2 separate regions of the Homo sapiens genome follow, and region 1 is linked to region 2. Evidence: read pairs that join two places in POLR2A ChIA-PET (ENCODE). Cell type or tissue: PC-9. All regions are shown on one strand. Each heading gives the region's core, and the rest is flanking DNA. Links, peaks and the distances in the headings are about the cores only. Region 1 has its middle 19 kb from the start of GSAP. Region 2 overlaps PTPN12 (protein tyrosine phosphatase non-receptor type 12).

Evidence for each region. ChIA-PET counts read pairs that join two places held together with the same protein. Peaks named below come from ENCODE experiments on the same cell type or tissue, not always from the same donor. Only the 100,000 strongest peaks of a DNase experiment are listed, where the experiment ranks them.
Region 1: POLR2A ChIA-PET joins it to region 2 with 29 read pairs; 16 of 35 experiments call an interaction of 5 or more read pairs at or near these places.

Annotation. Positions count from the first base shown.
Region 1 is chr7:77,428,373-77,442,241 of GRCh38, reverse strand. No RefSeq gene overlaps it. Among named protein-coding and RNA genes, the nearest start is that of GSAP, 19 kb to the right of the region's middle. In PC-9, for the core only: no CTCF peak of the experiment used is centred there; no DNase peak of the experiment used is centred there.
Region 2 is chr7:77,540,653-77,544,350 of GRCh38, reverse strand. The region is part of intron 1 of PTPN12 (protein tyrosine phosphatase non-receptor type 12); the gene reads right to left. Among named protein-coding and RNA genes, the nearest start is that of PTPN12, 5.2 kb to the right of the region's middle. In PC-9, for the core only: no CTCF peak of the experiment used is centred there; a DNase peak (open chromatin) is centred at 1,790; H3K4me3 peaks cover 637 bases; H3K27ac peaks cover 1,775 bases.

The sequences.
Region 1 (13,869 bases), core at 7,805-10,304, 110 kb after region 2:
CTTGCTGTCACCCAGGCTGAAGTGCAGTGGTGTGATCTCAGCCCACTGCAGCCTCAACCTCCTGGGGTCAAGCGATCCTCCCACTTCAGCCTTCTGAGTAGCTGGGACTACAGGTGCATGCCACCATGCTCGCCTAATTTGTGCTTTTTTTTTTTTTTTTTTTCGGTGGAGACAGAGTTTTGATATGTTGTACAGGCTGGTCTCAAACTCATGGGCTCAAGCGATCCACTTGCCTCGGCCTCCAAAAGTGCTGGGATTATAGGAATGAGCCACTGTGCCCACCCCAAAACACATTTTAATGCTACTTTATACATAGTTATCTAGGGAAAAAAGTAGCCAGTGTTACCTGTGCTTGATGGTAATAACAAAGTTGATGTTAATACTTTATATTTGCGAAGTCTTCATTTTTTTCCCCCAAATACTTTCACATTTTTAAATCTTTATAATTAGGAAATAATCTTTAGTTATCTTCATCTCTAAGAGGGAATTAATACTGCATCTAGTGTAACTGTTGTGGCAAGTTATCATATTCGGGGTTTAGTTTTTAGTTTTAGTTTTAATTTTTGTTTTGAGACAGGGTCTCACTCTGTCACCCACAGATCACAGTTCACTGCAGCCTCGACCTCCCAGGGTCAGGTGATCCTTCCATCTCAGCCTGCCGGGTAGCTGGGGCTACAGGCACATGCCATAATGCCTGGCCAATTTTTTGTGTTTTTTGTAGAGATGGGGTCTCACTGTATTAACCAAGCTGGCCTCTTAACTCCTGGGCTCAAGCAATCTTCCCGCCTTGGTCTCCCAAAGTGCTAGGATTACACGTGTGAGCCACCTTGCACAGCCCAGGACTTAGTTCTTAAAACCAGGTGTAATTGAAAATCTAGGAAAGTTAAAGTACTTTCCCATCATTCATTGCTACATTGTTTGTAATACAAAAGATTAGTAACAATTCAAACATCCAGTATAGAGGACCAGTTCCAGTTCAAATAGAGTATGTTTCAGTCATACATTAGTATACTCCGCCTTCTTTGCCTCCTCCTACTGAATATGTCATTTACTTTTTTTTTTTTTTTTAAACTCATGACTTTACAGCCATAGACTTTCACAGGTGAAAAGAACTTTTGGGTCATTTGGTTCTTTCCTCTCATTTGACAGAAGACACAAACTCAATGAGATTAAATAATACCCCAAATAATAGAACTCACAATTTTGAGTGTTAGAACTAGACATACTTCTGGTTTAATAAATGTTTGAGTTCATGTTTTTTTCTCTGCTGTCAATCCCTGTGGATTTGTTCTTTAGGATGATGATTACATTCACCCTTCCTTTCTACTGAGTTTGCCAATGTGGTCTCTAATTATATCAGAACTGGATTGCTGCGACATCCTCTTAGCTAGTCATGTAGCCTAATCTTTTTTCTCTCCGGTCCATCTCCTTTATTTTGTCTCACTGATTTTGCTAATACAGACCTTTCATAAATCATCCTTTTACTCCAGAAGCTTCATCCTTTTAATTCAGAAGTGGTCGTCATTGAATCAGATCCTGAATTATCAAGGATCTCCATGCTCTGATTCCATCCTGCCTCTTCATCCTTATTTCCCTTGTTCCCCAACTGCATCTACTCATCAAGATGGTCTCACTCTCCTCTAGCTGCATGTGAATTAGTGCTGTGGTTCTTATGTTGGTTCCTTATCCTGGTACCCACTCACTCCCCATCCTCTCCATTTAGTCACTTTCAACTCATTGTTCAAAATCCAGCTCAAGGCCAGGGGTGCCAGCTCATGCCTGTAATCCCAGCACTTTGGGAGGCTGAGGTGGGCAGATCACTTGAGGTCTGAAGTTTGAGACCGGCCTGGGCAACATGGCGAAACCCAGTCTCTACTAAAAATACAAAACTTAGCTGAGCATGGTGGTGCACGCCTGTAGTCCCAGCTACTCAGGAGGCTGAGGCATGAGAATCGCTTGAACCCGGAAGGCAGAGGCTGCAGTGAGCTGAGCCAAGTTTGCACCACTGCACTCCAGCCTGGGTGACAGAGCAAGACCCTGTCTCAAAAAAAAAAAAAAAAAAAAAAAAAAATTCCGGCTCAAGCTCCACCTTCCCCCTGAAACATTTTGTGATTACAGTGATTTCTTAATCTCCAAATATACACTGTAACATCCCACTTAGCAATTGATACATGAACTAACCTCTATAAGAGATAAAACTCCAAAATCTCAGTGGCCCAACACCGTAGAAGTTATACTTGCTGATCATAGGTGAGAGTGTATAATTCATGATGCTTTGGGGGCAGGGATGGGGAAAAGGAGCGCTGTGCTTTTTGCAGCCGTTTAGAGACTCAGGGTGATGGAGGCTTTGCCATCTTCAACACAAAGCTCCCAGAGTTGCCTCAGGCATTGGTATTTGCTGAATGTTGGAAAGAAGGGACAGTCTATCTGCTTCTTTGCCACCTCCGTCCAGAAGTGGCACGTCATAACACTTCCGCTGGTGAGAACTAGGCACAGGGCTCCACCTTGTGCTGGGAAATGTACCCCCTGGCTGGGTGTCTATATCCCTGGAACTACTCTTCTCTATGGAAGAGAAGCACAAATCTGGGGAGTAGCTAGCTTTGTTACAATGTTGTCCTGTTCTGATTTCTAATTGCTTTGTGGGTGTTGTCTTGGCATCTCCAGCTGGATTTCACACTGTAACTAAAATTCCTCAAATATATACAGTAAGACAAGAGTCTGGCATTTAGTGTGTGCTCAGGAAATGTCTTTGTTAAATAATAGATTTATGTAGACTTTTTAAAAAAATTCTTAATTCCTAAATTAAACACAGAAAGGGAAACAAAGTTGACAAATCCCTAATGGTTCTGTCTTTTTTAAAACAGTACTTTGCAATGCAATTTCTCACTTCACCTACAGAAAGTGAAATTTAGCTGCAGTATCTTCAATTTCAAAATAATAATATTATTTTCTGCTTCTATGGACTATTTTTAACCATTTCATCTTGTTTGTCTTTATATTCTTGTCTTTTTATTATAGAAAAATTAACATATATATGAAAATGGACAGGGTATTATAATGAAATCTCATGTACATATTACCTAGCTTTAACAATAATTGGCCCATGCCCAGTCTTTTAAAATCTATATACTCACTTCCCTCCCACACTAAATTTCTTGAAGCTAAACACAAATATATTATTTCATATGTAAATATGTCTGTAACACCAGACCTTTGGACAAGGTAAGGCCTTGTCCAAAAATACCCCACAATGCTATATCTCATTTTAAAATAACAATAATTCCTTAGTATCTCTAAATAATCCAGTTAGTACTTAAATTTCCCATAGTTTTTTAAACAATTGGTTTGTTCAAATCAAGATCCAAACAAGTCTACGTGTTTTTATCACACACACACACACTCTCACACACTCTAAATAAATAAATAAAGAAGGCAGGAGGAAACTTTTGGAGGTGATGGATATATGTATGGCATAGGTTGTGGTGATGGTTTCACAGATGTGTACTTATCTCCAGGCTCATCAAGGTATATACGTTAATTATGTACAGCATTTCATATGCCAATCATACCCCCAATAAAGTGGTTTACAATACTCAGAAAACACCATTAAGAACTTAAAAATGAAAAGATACAAACAAGGGATACACACAATACATTTTAGACATTCCTCTTAAATATTTTTAAAACAACAAGTCTTTTCTCTGCTCCTTTTTTCCCCCTTGGAATTTATTTGTTGAAGAAACAAGGACATTTGTCCTATAATGATTCTCATTCTCTGGATTTGGCTGATTCTATTCTTCTGGTTTGTGCAACAGTTTCATGTACTTCTGTCCCCAGTATTTCCTGCAAACTAGAGATAGGTCTAGGATCTTGATCAGATTCAGGTTTTGGTTTTTCATCAAAGGGTGGGGTTGTGTATCTCCACCAGAAGGCATAATGTCTGGTTATCTCTCTTTTTGATGTTAACATTTATTAGTGGGTTTAAGAGTTTTTACCAGATGCATTCATTATAAAATTTGCCTTTGGCTTTTCGCCTAGTTGCCTTGGCTGCCATTGATGATCATTGCCTAGTCTATTATTTCATTAGGCATGTCTTGTCTCTTTTTGCAATGAGATTTTCCAATGTTTTAAAAATATTTTATTTTTTCTTCTTACATTATTAAACATATTTAAAACATTTAAACTTCCCTCTAATTCTAATAATGATAATTAACACTTTGGCATTTAACACTTTACAAAGCATTTTTTTTTTTAAGGGACATGGTCTTGCTATGTTGCCTAGGCTGGATTGCAGTGGCCATTCACAGATTCGATCATAGCTCATGACGGCCTCAAACTCCTGGCCTCAAGTGATCCTCCTGCCTTAGCCTCCCAAGAAGCTGGGACTACAGGCACATGCCACCATGTCCAGCTTACAAAGCATTTTCATATACACTATTTCACAAATATTATCTGATACTCACAGAACACCCTGCAGGTAAACCGACTCTATAACTTTGGGCAAGGGTCGTCACTTTAGAGATGAGGAAAATAATAATAACCACTCCTAAGATCGTTATGAAAATTAAACAAGTTGAATGTATGCAAACTGCTTAAAATAGTGCTTACTATATTACAGCAAGAGTGAAATAAAAATTTGCTACCACAATTATTAATATTGTTAATGCTGCTATCATCATTTCTTTCAGTTTTAACCATTATGTTGTTAGTTTATTTTAAAAAATGTTTCCTTGAACTTTTTCTAGTGTTTATGGATATTAATAAGAGTAATTTAATTTCTATGTTCCCATATAATTTCACAGTCTTGAAACCCTAGTCATAACCCTGATTAGCTTACAGTGTGATATGAACTTAACTTTTATTGTCATTTGCTGCTAAATATTATTTATTCTGTTTTCTTTATTTATAGAAGACTAAGAATCACTTTCTACCAAAACAAAAACAAAAAAAGAATATATTTAACTTATGCTGTTCAGGCTATCTATCTATCTATATATATGTATATACCATGCTCTCCTTTATGAGCAAAAAAGCAATATATTTTATATGATAAGCTTTTATAATATTCTGTAATAAAATTTAATGAATCATGGAGTACTGGAGCCTAAAGCACCTTGGAGAGCAGGCTCAGCACTTTATTTACAGGTGAAGAAACTGAGAACTAACCAAGTTAAAGGAGCTGTCCAACTTGCACCTTCACATGACCGACCAATGGCTGAGCCAGGACTAATAACAGATCTTAAACCAGCCCTAGTCCCTAACATCCTTCTATTATACTGCATAATGCTAAACTATTTTAAATGTTCCATCACCAGTTCTCCCAATACCACCCTAAAAGCAACAACGTCACCATTTGGAGTTCAAAGTGAGAAACATGAACTACATGCTTGAAGACACACAAATATGGAAGCAGCAAAGTGGAACCCAGGAACCTAGGTCCGTTGAATGACACTGGACTGATGACAGGCAGTAAGTGTATGTAAGACTAAATGCATATGTGTGTATATATTAATACACAGTCATAAAGAAAAATGACAACTATTTTCCACTGACACACTGTGCCTGGTGGTACTTGTCTGTTCACATAGTCATGTATGAAGAGGAGAATTACAAGGCAGATTTTATTTTTGTTTTTTTCGTTTTTTAATTTTTAATTGTGGTGGATTTTAAATACACAGAAAAGTAGATAGAATAGCACAATTAATTCCTATGTAGCCACCACTCAGCCCCAATATCCATCAACCTGAGGCCAATCCTCTCCTGTCCATCCCCTCATCCACTCTGTCATTGGTATTATGTTGATGCAACTTACAGACATCATAGCATTTCCTGTTTACATATTTGAAGCATATTCTCTCTCTCTCTTTTTTTTTTTTTTTTTTTTGAGACAGAGTCTTGCTCTGTCGCCCAGGCTGGAGTGCAGTGGTGTGATCTCGGCCGATCTCCGCTCAGGGCAACCTCCGCCTCCCAGGTTCAAGCGATTCTCTTGCTTCAGCCTGCTGAGTAGCTGGGATTACAGGCGCCCGCCACAGTGAAGGCTAACATTTGTAATTTTTTTTTTTTTTTTTTTTTTTTTTTTGAGACGGAGTCTCGCTCTGTCGCCCAGGCTGCAGTGTAGTGGCGTGATCTTGGCTCACTGCAACCTCCGTCTCCTGGTTTGAAGTGATTCTCCTGCCTCAGCCTCCCAAGTAGCTGGGACTCCGGGCGCACGCCGCCAGGCCTGGCTAATTTTTTGTATTTTAGGAGAGATAGGGTTTCCCCGTTGTTGCCCAGGCTGGTCTCAAACTCCTGTGCTCAGGCAATCCGCCCACCTTGGCCTCCCAAAGTGCTAGGATTACAGGCGTGAGCCACCGCACCCGGCCTAATATTTGTTTTTTGTTGTTGTTGTTGTTTGTTTGTTTGTTTGTTTTGAGACAGAGTCTGGCTCTGTTGCCCGAGTGCAGTGGCGGGATCTCGGCTCACTGCAAGCTCCGCCTCCCGGGTTCACGCCATTCTCCTGCCTCAGCCTCCTGAGTAGCTGGGACTACAGGCGCCCGCCACCACACCCGGCTAATTTTGTATTTTTAGTAGAGACGGGGTTTCACCATGTCGGCCAGGCTGGTCTCGAACTCTGAGCTCAAGCGATCCGCCCACCTTAGCCTCTCAAAGTGCTAGGATTACAGGCGTGAGGCACCGTGCCTTGTCGTTGAAGCATATTTGTCTAGAAGATTAAAAAACTTTCAGAAAAAACCACGAGATTAATTATCATACCCAAAATTGTAATGCAAATTCCATACAATCATCAAATAGGCCATCAGTATTCAATTTTCCCATTGTTTTAAAAACACCAACTTTTAAAGTTACTTTAAAGAAAATCAGCCTCCAGTGCCACACATTGTGATGATTTCTCCTTGATCTACATGTTACTTCTCTCTCTGTATTCTCCTTGTAATTTATTTGTTGAGGAAAACAGATTTTTGAGCTGTAGCTTTCCTTGCAGTCTGGATTTTGCTGCTTTCATGCCCATGGTGTAGTTACAAGCCAGCTTGAAACATTAAAGGAAATGTTCATGCATATTATTATCAGATTTCATTTAATTTTGCTGGTTAATTTTGGACACTAATGATAACAACTGGAAGTCAGAGAAACCAGCATTTCTGGTGGATCCCAGCTGCCTGTGGGCGCTGTGACTGGTTAGCTGCTATCAGGCTGAGAAAGTTTGTCTCTCTTGCCCCAATCCCTTCCTGTTCTCTAATCTAAATTGGACCTCTTGCTGTATCTTTTCAGAATACCCGCTACTTTTCCTTCCCAGCAATTGTCAGGATGAAACTGTAGCAGACTTTGACATTTTTATAGTTAGAAAAGTCAGGAGTGCATGAATGTAACTTTGAGCACAAGGGAGTTCTGTATAAAACCACAAGCATGGTTTCCAGCTGGGAATAGGAAAATATACATTTGACAATTTGTGATATTCATTTCCAGATGGGAACTTTTTCTCTTGTGACTAAGCACCAAGTCAAATTCAATTCTTCCTTCCCCTTTTCTCCTCCCCTGGGAAGAAGAACTAGGTTCCTGGGCAAAGGTTATCCCATATGTATGCCGTTCTTTACTTGATTCTCACCCTTAACTGAGGTTTGGGCTATTTCTTCATTTCATAGGCTTGTTGTATTAACAGTGTGGTCAGTCCTCCAAATAGATAGGAAGAAGAGATTCAGAAAAGGTGAGAGTACAGATGCTAGTAGATACTGAAGAGAAGCCCCCAGCACCCTGTTTCCTGTTGGGGCAAAACCAAAGGAGGTAACTGTAATAACCGCACTTATTTAGGAACATCTCAAGTTTGAAATGCAGATGGGCCGAGGACAGCGTTACAGAACCCTGCACATTCCAGGATAGTGTGGGGAAATTGTTGAAAGGTTCTGAGTCCTGAGGGATTTGAGGGTAGTGGAAAAATGCCAAGGTGTCCATGGAACGAGGAAAGATGGCGTGTGTGGACTTTGGGGCTGGAAGCAATGGCAGGGACCATGAACACCAGCAATGAATGCCAGATACCACTTGTGATAAACTGCACCTCAGCTGATGCACGTATGTGACCCAGCAAGGGCCATGTGGACAACCACACCATAGAAGCCCCTTGTGCCCTGACGCTGGAGGATAGTTAAGGCTTTCTAGAGGAAATTGGGCCATCCTCCCGAAAAAGGGAAACAGAAGAAGGAAGAGGAGAACTTTGAATACTTACTCATTTTATACTGAAAGAGGCTAAGTTATCTTCAAATGACAAGACTGAGTTAATTTTCCTTTCATTAGCAGAAAGGGGATGCAAGAGTTAAGTTGAATGCCATCAGAAAAGTTAAAAGTATATTCCAGCACATCTGGGATATGGCCATACATTTTAAACCCACCACACCACTCACATTTATGTGTTTATGTTAGTTATTTTTATTTTTTATTGCCGCTTGAGATCTCATATATGTTTATTTTAAATGTCTGTCTTCCCTAGATTGTAAGTTTCATGAAGGCACAGACCATCCTTTTTTTGTTCTATATTCTTAGCTCCTAAACCAGTGCTTAGCACCTGACAGATCCTTGAGAAGAATTTGTGGAATGAATATCAGACCCACACATCAGAGTACCTTCCACAGTATTTAACATAGAACAAGTACATAATAAATAATACTTTCTTCCTTCCTAGGGGAATGTATATTTCTTTGGGCATAGTCCATCTTGCTGTTTTTACAGCCAATTATATCTTAGGTGACTTTAAAAATAAATCTTCTTTGGTTGTTTTTAGAGAAGGAACTTAAGAAACTGAAGACATGGTGTTTGTCTTCTCTAACCCTATTTTGTATCCAAAGGGTATACTGGATAAACGACAGTAGTCACAGCTTCAGAGTGTATATTCTTTGGAAGGTGGTGAATACCTAGTGGTGATTGCAGCACCACCAACACAGTCTTAGCCCCTTCCTTAATTTTGACATGTTTTATCCCTTTCCCTCTCAGATGTCTGGGATCCAATCTGTTTTTATTCTCCTTTCCTTTTTTCTGTGCCACCGTTTTGGCCTGCTCTTCCCCGTCAGGCTCCCCGCCCCGCACCCCCTTGCTCAGGATTGACTGTCTCACCTACTAGTACCCAGCTCCCCTGGGGAGTTCTGAGCATTGATCCCCGCCACTTCAGAACTCCTGGCCAGAAAGGGGCTATACATTCAAGATGGTTCTCATTTCAGGTAAAGCCATCTTCTTCTTTTGGGAAAAAAAAAGAAGTTTTATAAAATATGCCAAAATGCAATTTAATATCTATCATCTTTAAACCATTTATTTGTATTCCATCTTATTTATAAAAGTATTTGAGGTAAGTATATCTTAGGAGATTGTTTTGTAAATAAGTTCACTAACTAGTTAAAAAAAATACGCGAGCTCTGATTTTGACTCAGAAAATACGGACCCTATAGTACGGTATTGCCTGAACTCACTTAATAAGAATTACCTGTGCTGCTTGTTAAATATACAGATTCTCTAAGCTTTTCCCTTGGATATTCTGATTTAGCTAATTGAATGGCCCTGAAAGTTTTTTGTTTGTTTTTTCTTTACTTTTTTTTTTTTTTTTTTTTTTTTTTTTTGTGACGGAGTCCCACTCTGTCGCCAGGCTGAAGTGCAGTGGCATGATCTTGGCTCACTGCAACCTCCACCTCCCAGATTCAAGTGATTCTCCTGCCTCAGCCTCCCGAGTGGCTGGGACTACAGGCGCATGCCACCACGCCCAGCTAATTTTTGTATTTTTAGTAGAGACGGGGTTTCACCATATTGGCCAGGCTGGTCTCAATCTCTTCACCTCGTGATCTGCCCGCCTGGGCCTCCCAAAGTGTTGGAATTACAGGCGTGAGCCACCGTGCCCAGCCTGTTTTTTCTTTAGATGATTTTTTTTTGACCTGACAACTTTAAGAAAAATTGCTAATGTACATAGTGAGAGCTGGCAGAATGAAGACCCATGAGGTACATGGACAGAAGTTGTGGGGGAGGAACAAGGAAATCTCTGGGTAAGAAGAAATTGGATTCAGCCCTGTTTTCTTCCCCCCCAATGTGAATACATCTGTGTGAATGATGATCATCAAAAAAATTTATGGTATTATGGAAAGCTGGTAATATTGATTGATGGACTAATAATATTGCTGGTGTAAAGATTCTCAACTATCAAGGTAACAACAACAACAAAACTCCTGAAAAAACCTAAGGCAGTGTAAAATAGCCCTAATTCCAGTCATTTCAGTGATCTCCTTACTGCTGTATCTTCTTACCATGTAACACAACAACTAAGTATAACATCAGATGTGTTTGATTAAGCTGTAAGTTTTATTTTATTAGAACTGTAACTCTCCCTTTAAATACCTATTTATATCTTTACATAATCAGTCTTTGTAGGTAGTTGTATATGTATTATGTTACCTTATCCACCTCAAAATATTAGAAGGAACTGTATAGATAAGACCCTTCCTTTATTTTTATTGTTTGAATTTTAAGGGTAATACTTTTTATTATTTTTTAACTTTTAATTTTTGAGACAGGGTCTCACTCTTTTGCCCAGGCTGGAGTGCAGTGGCATGATCTGGGCTCACTGCCACCTCTGTCTCCCAGGCTCAAGCGATCCTCCCACCTCAGCCTCCCGAGTAGCTGGGACTACGGGTGTGCACCACCCAGCTAGGCTCATTTATTGTAGTTTTATAGAGATGGGGTTTCACCATATTGCCCAGGCTGGTTTCAAACTCCTGGATTCAAGTGATCCACCCACCTCGGCCTCCCAAAGTGTTGGGATTACAGGCATGAGCCACCATGCCTGGACCCTAGTACCTTTTAGAATAGCAGTTTACCCATATTATAATCTCTGGCTCTCTCGAGAACTTTGTGTATTTCTGTTCTATCCTTGAATTGAATTCTGCACTTCAAAATGTACTCCACTTGGTAAAGAACAGTATTATAGAAAAGGAAAACCCCAAACCATTGTAGTTTGAGGCCTCTCCCTGCTGCAGCCTTTCATTTCCTGCAGTCTCACGACCTCTGGGATGGAGGCATCTGGGCAGGAGAGCTTTCATGGAGGTCGCTGGCCTTGAGGAGGTAACTGTGTCTGAGGGACAGGAATAATGAGGTCTCTGGTAAGCTGGGGATTTTGCTGCCAGATGACCTCAGATGCTGGGGTATGCGGAGGGGCCACGCGGAAGGCAGCAGTGTGGAGACTCTTCCAGGCCTTCTGGTTGATGATCCTGTCAATGTGTCCATTGCTTAAAAGGTGAGATCATTAAAACGTATAATTCCTAAACGACCCTGTTTTTGTAGTATGAATTTCTTCTTAACAAAACAGCATAATATGAAACAGGGTTAGTAGTGCCAGTTTTGGGGCTACTGTTATTCTCCTCTCCCTGGGGTCTGTGGCTCTGCTGTTTTGTGTCAGCAATCTGGCTTCTGGCCAGAGACAGTAGATTTCTAAGCCTGTTGCACCGAAAACTATTGTCATTGAAAAAATTTCCAGTTGCTTAGTACTTCCCAAATGTTGAATACTTTTAGAGGTTTGTAGCCATACGATAATGTCTATTAGTTTAATATTACCCCTTCTCTGCGTGCTTTTATGTAAATAGCAGCATGCTACTGGCTGATCAGATGCTGATGGAATCCAGCATTGAAGGGCCTTGATCATATTATCCAGCAAAATTAAATTTGATTTTTATAGACTTGCCCTGCTGCCACCCATATTTACCAGTCCCATCACTTCCTCTCTTTAGGTGTCTGTGCGGAGTTTTGTTTCTTACATCACTAAAGAATACAAAAACAATACCTTCAGAGTTTCCCACAATACAGATTTTCATGCATCGAAGGAAAGCAGCACTGACAAGACAGGCAGATTGTATTAGAATTATTTAGGTCCTTAGCTTGATTCCCTTCCTGGCTGATTCAGTCCATTCCTTTGTGTCTGCCTGTCCATCTGTGAAGAGAAGATAATTACACCTGCTCCTCATTTACCTCAGAGGGATGTTACAGGCATTCATTTTGAAAGCCTATAAAGCTTTTTGAGCAAGGAGGAGTATAGTTGCAAGAATATATATTGTCGTTGCAGTGGTCCTTGCAAATCTTAATTCCAGTTATCGATATATTGATGAATACGCATTATTCAGTTTCATTAAATAAAAGCTGGCTCTGCCGGGCGCGGTGGCTCAGGCCTGTAATCCCAGCATTTTGGGAGGCCGAGGCAGGCAGATCACTTGAAGCCAGGAGTTTGAGATCAGCCTGGCCAACATGGCAAAACCCCATCTCTACTAAAAATACAAAAATTAGCCGGGCCTGGTGGGGTGCGCCCGTAATCCCAGCTACTGGGGAGACTGAGGCACAAGAATCATTTGAACCTCAGAGGCAGATGTTGCCGTGAGCTGAGATCCCGCCACTGCACTGCACTCCAGCCTGGGTGACAGAGCAAGACTGTTTTCAAAAACAAAACAAAACAAAACAAAAAAAGCTGGCTCTTCATGCTCTGTGAGGTTTTCCCAAAGTGTGTATGTCTAAGAGGAAGGAGGAGAGAGTTTGGTGAATGGAAAATGAGCCACAAATGTAGGTTTTAAGTAATCCATTTCCTTTTAACTCATTTGTGTTCAGCCTTGAAGCTAAAGGAGATGAGCTGAAGAAATGGCGTGAAGTAAGCAGCAATCCTAAACCCCACATTGCCCCAATATTTTTCTGACTCATGATCAAAATTGATCACTTGAGTTAGAAAAAAAATTTTCAGGTGAGAAATGTTTGCTTATGACCAAAAAAAGGTTTTTGTGTAAAGCCTGGCAAGTCACTTAGACTTCTTTAATTGATAAGTCTTCCTAAAGATTTAAAAGAAAATCAAGTCAATTTACATAATCCCTACAATGTCTACCGTTAATTATGTAAGAGGCGAGGCTGTCCCAGATATATAAGGTACGTCAGTTTCTTCCAAAATGTCGTTTTACCTATTATTAAGTTTTCATTGTCTCTCAAGGTGGAAAGCAACAGCTGTTTCCTGAAAATTGCTAAAATTGCATGAACAGTGTGGGAAGCAGGAAACATGCAACAAATACTTCTAAACTCAGAGATCCAGAATGAGATGGTTCCTATCTTCTTCAGTTCCGCAGCACTCATCCTTGACTTCCCATTGTGAAATGAACGACAAATGTTGGTTAAATGCCTACGATGTGCTGGGCTAGTGGTTCTCAAGTGTGGTTCAGCATCATCAACATCAGCATCACGTGGGAACTTGTTAGAGACGCAAATCAGAAGCTGTGGGGTGGAGCCTAGCAATCAGTGTTTTAATAAGCCCTCTATACAAGTGCCTCTTAGAATTGGCATTCCACAGGGTGATAGCAAGGTTGGGACGGGCGGGCCAGCCTGTGGGCAGTACGGGGAGTGGCTGATCACAAACAGCGCAAAGCTTATCCCACCAACTCGTTAGAGGGTGCTTCTCTTTCTGAGCCAGTTCAGGACTTGTATCTTGGAGGAGAAACTCCTCCTCTGGGATTCAGAGCTCATTCCAGATAAATGCTCAAATAGGAGATATTCTAACTTGTGGTTCATATTTTGTGCCAGCCATGAAAGCAAAGCTTCTCTCTATTGCTCTTGTAGCCCTCAATTTCGGAGCTTGAGCCTATCTCCAAGATGGAAAAACAAGGGACAGGAGGCCTAAAAAGGATTTGATCTCTATCATTACCATCTCTCATCTCACTTACCCTTCCCACTACTTTCCCCCATTTTCCTCTTGACCTCCCTGTGCCCAGAATGCTCACTCGAGAACTTGGGAGAGGTGAACAAGGGAGGGTGAGACGTGAGCTAGAGATGGCTGAGAGACAAGATGCTCCAGGGCAGTCCCCACATCCCCCGTTAACCTGCGTGCTT
Region 2 (3,698 bases), core at 256-2,755:
ACTAAACCAGTGGCACTGGGTAAGCACTAAGATTAGCTCAAATGCAAGGACTGGAAAATATTTCCTATCACTCTAGCTTTGAAAGACAAATTAAGACACACAAAATCTTACAAGCTAACCACAAGAAGATACCACTTCACACCCAGTAGGATGCCTATAATCAAAAAGACAGCAACAAGTATCGGTGAAGATGTAGAGGAACTGGAACCCTCATATATTCCTGATTGGAATGTAATATGTGCAGCAGCTTTGGATAACAGTCTGGCAGTTCCGCAAAATGTTAAACATAGTGTTACCACGTGACTGAGCAATTCCACACTTAGATATATACCCAAGAGACCTGAAAATGTGTCCACACAGAAACTTGTACACAAATGTTCATAGCTGCATTATTCACATTAGCCAAAAAGTGGAAACAATTCAAATACCCATCAACACGATGAATGGATAAACAAAATGTGGTATCTATACAATAGAATATTATTCAGCCATAAAAAGGCCAAAAGTACTACGGATCAATACTATAACATGGATGAAACTTGAAATCATCATGTTAGGTGGAGTCAGTCACAAAACACCACATATTGTATGATTCCATTTATATAAAATGTCCAGAATACTTAAATCTATGGAAACAGAAGGTAGATTTGTGGTTGCCTGGGGCTTATGGGAAGGCGGGGAGTGACTGCTAATGGGTACAGAAAGTGAAGAAAATGTCCTAAAATTGATTATGGTTATTGTTGCATAACTTCATCAATGTAATAAAAAACTAGTGAATCATAGACTTTAAATGAATAAATCTTATGGTAGGTACTTATATCTCAATAAAGCTATTATTAGTTTTTTTAAACCTATAAGCTACAACACTGAATAAACAAATGATTAAAATTTTTATATTTATCAAGACTGCAACATAAGATCTTCCCAGGCTAAAGAGGATATACACATAGACAAGAAATAATAAGAAAAATATTCTCTAGTTCTCTCTTTAAAAAAAAAAAAAAAAGGCAGTGGAAGGGGCACACTCTCCTTCAACCAATCTTCCTCTAGCTCCTACCATCTACTTTCAAAATGTTAAAAAAAATGGAAAGACACTAAACCCACCCTTCACCCTATAATCTAGCTTCTTCCCATACCCCAACCCAAACTGTTTTTTCTAGTCACCAAAGCACTCCTATGTGCCAAATGGAATAGGTACTTTCTCAACCTCACCTTACCGGTCCTCCCAGCATTATTTGACTCTGGTAATAACTCCTTTCTTGAAACTCTCCCTGGCTTTTCTGACATCTCTGGTTCTCCTCCCTCCTCCTTGACCACACCTTCTCAGGAACAATCACTAGTATATCCTTCTTTTGGCTGTTATTTTAAGACTGATGTTCTTCAACCTAAAGCTGGTCACTCTATAAGTTTGTTGGAATAAGCTCATTCACTCCCATGCTGTCGACTATCTCCTACATGCTTATATTATGATGCCTACATCTTTAACTCCGTCCTGTCAGAAATCTTGAGCTCTACATTTCTACTGGATGTCTCAGAGGCACCGCAGTTTTAACATGTTGAAAATTAAATTTATCCTCTTCTCCCCCTGAAACTTCCTCCTACAATGTTGTTTGGTCTCCTCTACTTGTTTCTCCTCCCTCACTCCTTACTCTACCAAATGGTATTCTCTAGCTTGGGTGACAGATACCAAGCTAGATATTTTGCGAGTCATAACACTATACTCTTTTCTTCTTTACTACCTACATCTAATGAATCATTGAGACTCCTTTCTTAATTCTTATCAGATGTGTTGTATACACTCTATTTCCCCATCTCAGTTCACTTCAGGCCCTCACATCTCACTTCTTATATTTCAACAGCTTCCAAAATGCCACCCTTCATACTGCTATCAGATTCAACTTTGTAAAACACAAATGACTGTTTACCTTTCTTAAAAGACTCAGTAGTGCTCCAGAAACCCAGACTAATGATTCTCACCTTTTCTACCAGAACCTATCTAAGTAAGTGAAGGTTCAGAGTACAACTCAAGGAGCAGGCTGGAGAAGGTGAGATGGGGGAATGACGCTGGAGTGGACCAGCATGTCTATTTTCTTAACACCTCCCTACTTTCTCCATGTCTCTAGGAGTTACAATGCAGACTGTCCAGAATTGCTATTATCGGTCTGTAGAATAAAATCTAAGTATAGCATAGATGTAAGATCCTTCACAAAAAGACCTCTACCTAACTTTCCCAGCATTACCTTTATCATTTACCATGTATTAGCTCACTGGTTCTCAAAGTATGGTCCAGGACCACCTCCCCAACCCCCAGCCATCAGAGGGAGTCTGTGTGGAGTTAAAACCTAGGTCTGTCAAACATGAATGTGCACCACCCTACTTTATACATTTATCTCTCATTTTGTAAATATTAAAAGTAGAGATAATTGAGATCAAATTCTGGATCAGCCACAAATTAGCTATTTGCTAATTTATTAGCAAAATTAGCATGTTTTCAACATGCAAATAACCATCTAGGCAACATAGTTCTGCACAGTCTGGGTACCTTAGCTGTCTCCTCTTTAACAGTATGGGGCACAACCAAGGCCAGGAATAGACACTCATAGAATAGTAATGACAGGTGGAAAATTTCTATCCTCAATAGTAATCAAGAAATTCAAGTTAAAACAAGATATCAGTTTTCAACCATCAAATAAAGATCAAGAAAATTATAATATGAACACTCATACATTATGACAGTTGTATAAACTGACAAAACTTTTTCAAGTTTATGAACATGTATTAAATGTTTATATACGTCTACCTAGTACTCCTGGGAAGCTATCTTATGCAACAGTGAAAAATGTCAGTTTCAGCAAAAATGTTAATCACAGAATTACTATATGTAACAGCAGAAAGTAGAATGACCTAAATACTCAAACATAAAGAAACAAAATTAAGATATAAGATAGTTACCAAGTAGTAGGCCGGCTACGGTGGCTCACACCTGTAACCCCAGCACTTTGAGGCTGAGGCAGGTGGATTGCTTGAGCCCAGGAGTTTGAGACCAGCCTGGGCAACATGGGGAAACCCTGTCTCTACAAAAAATACAAAAATCAGCAGGGCTTGGTGGGGTGGGCCCATAGCCCCAGCTACTCTGGAGGCTGAAGTGGGAGGATCACCTGAGCCCAGGGAGACCGACGCTGCCGTGAGCCAGGATCGCAACCATGCACTCCAGCCTGGGTGACAGAGTGAGACCCTGTCTCAAAAACAGAACAAAACAACAAAACAAAACAAAACCAAAAAATATTAACAGAGGTAGCCTTTAAATGACAGGACTGTAGGACAGCTGGATAGAGCGAAAAGAGCATCATCACCAGTCAGGCAAGTGGAGTGTTCATTTGAACTGTGGTCTAAGTGTAAGGCATTATTATTATTCTATTAATTTCCAAATTTGGAATAAACATTATTTTATGATGGAACAGTTATATCAGCTACATTATCTCTAAGGCTCAGTCATAAAATGTTAAGAATTTAAAATGCATTTTTAATCGACATCAGAATTTAAAAATAATAGAATCTATAAGCTAATCTTTTTTTTCTCTTTCCATGCCAGGAGAACATAGTTCCTCTCCAGCCTTCCAGTCAGGGGAAAAAGCAGCACCAACTACCGGCTGTCTTAATTACAGCTATTGCTTATCAAGTCAGGAAATTAAAAAAAA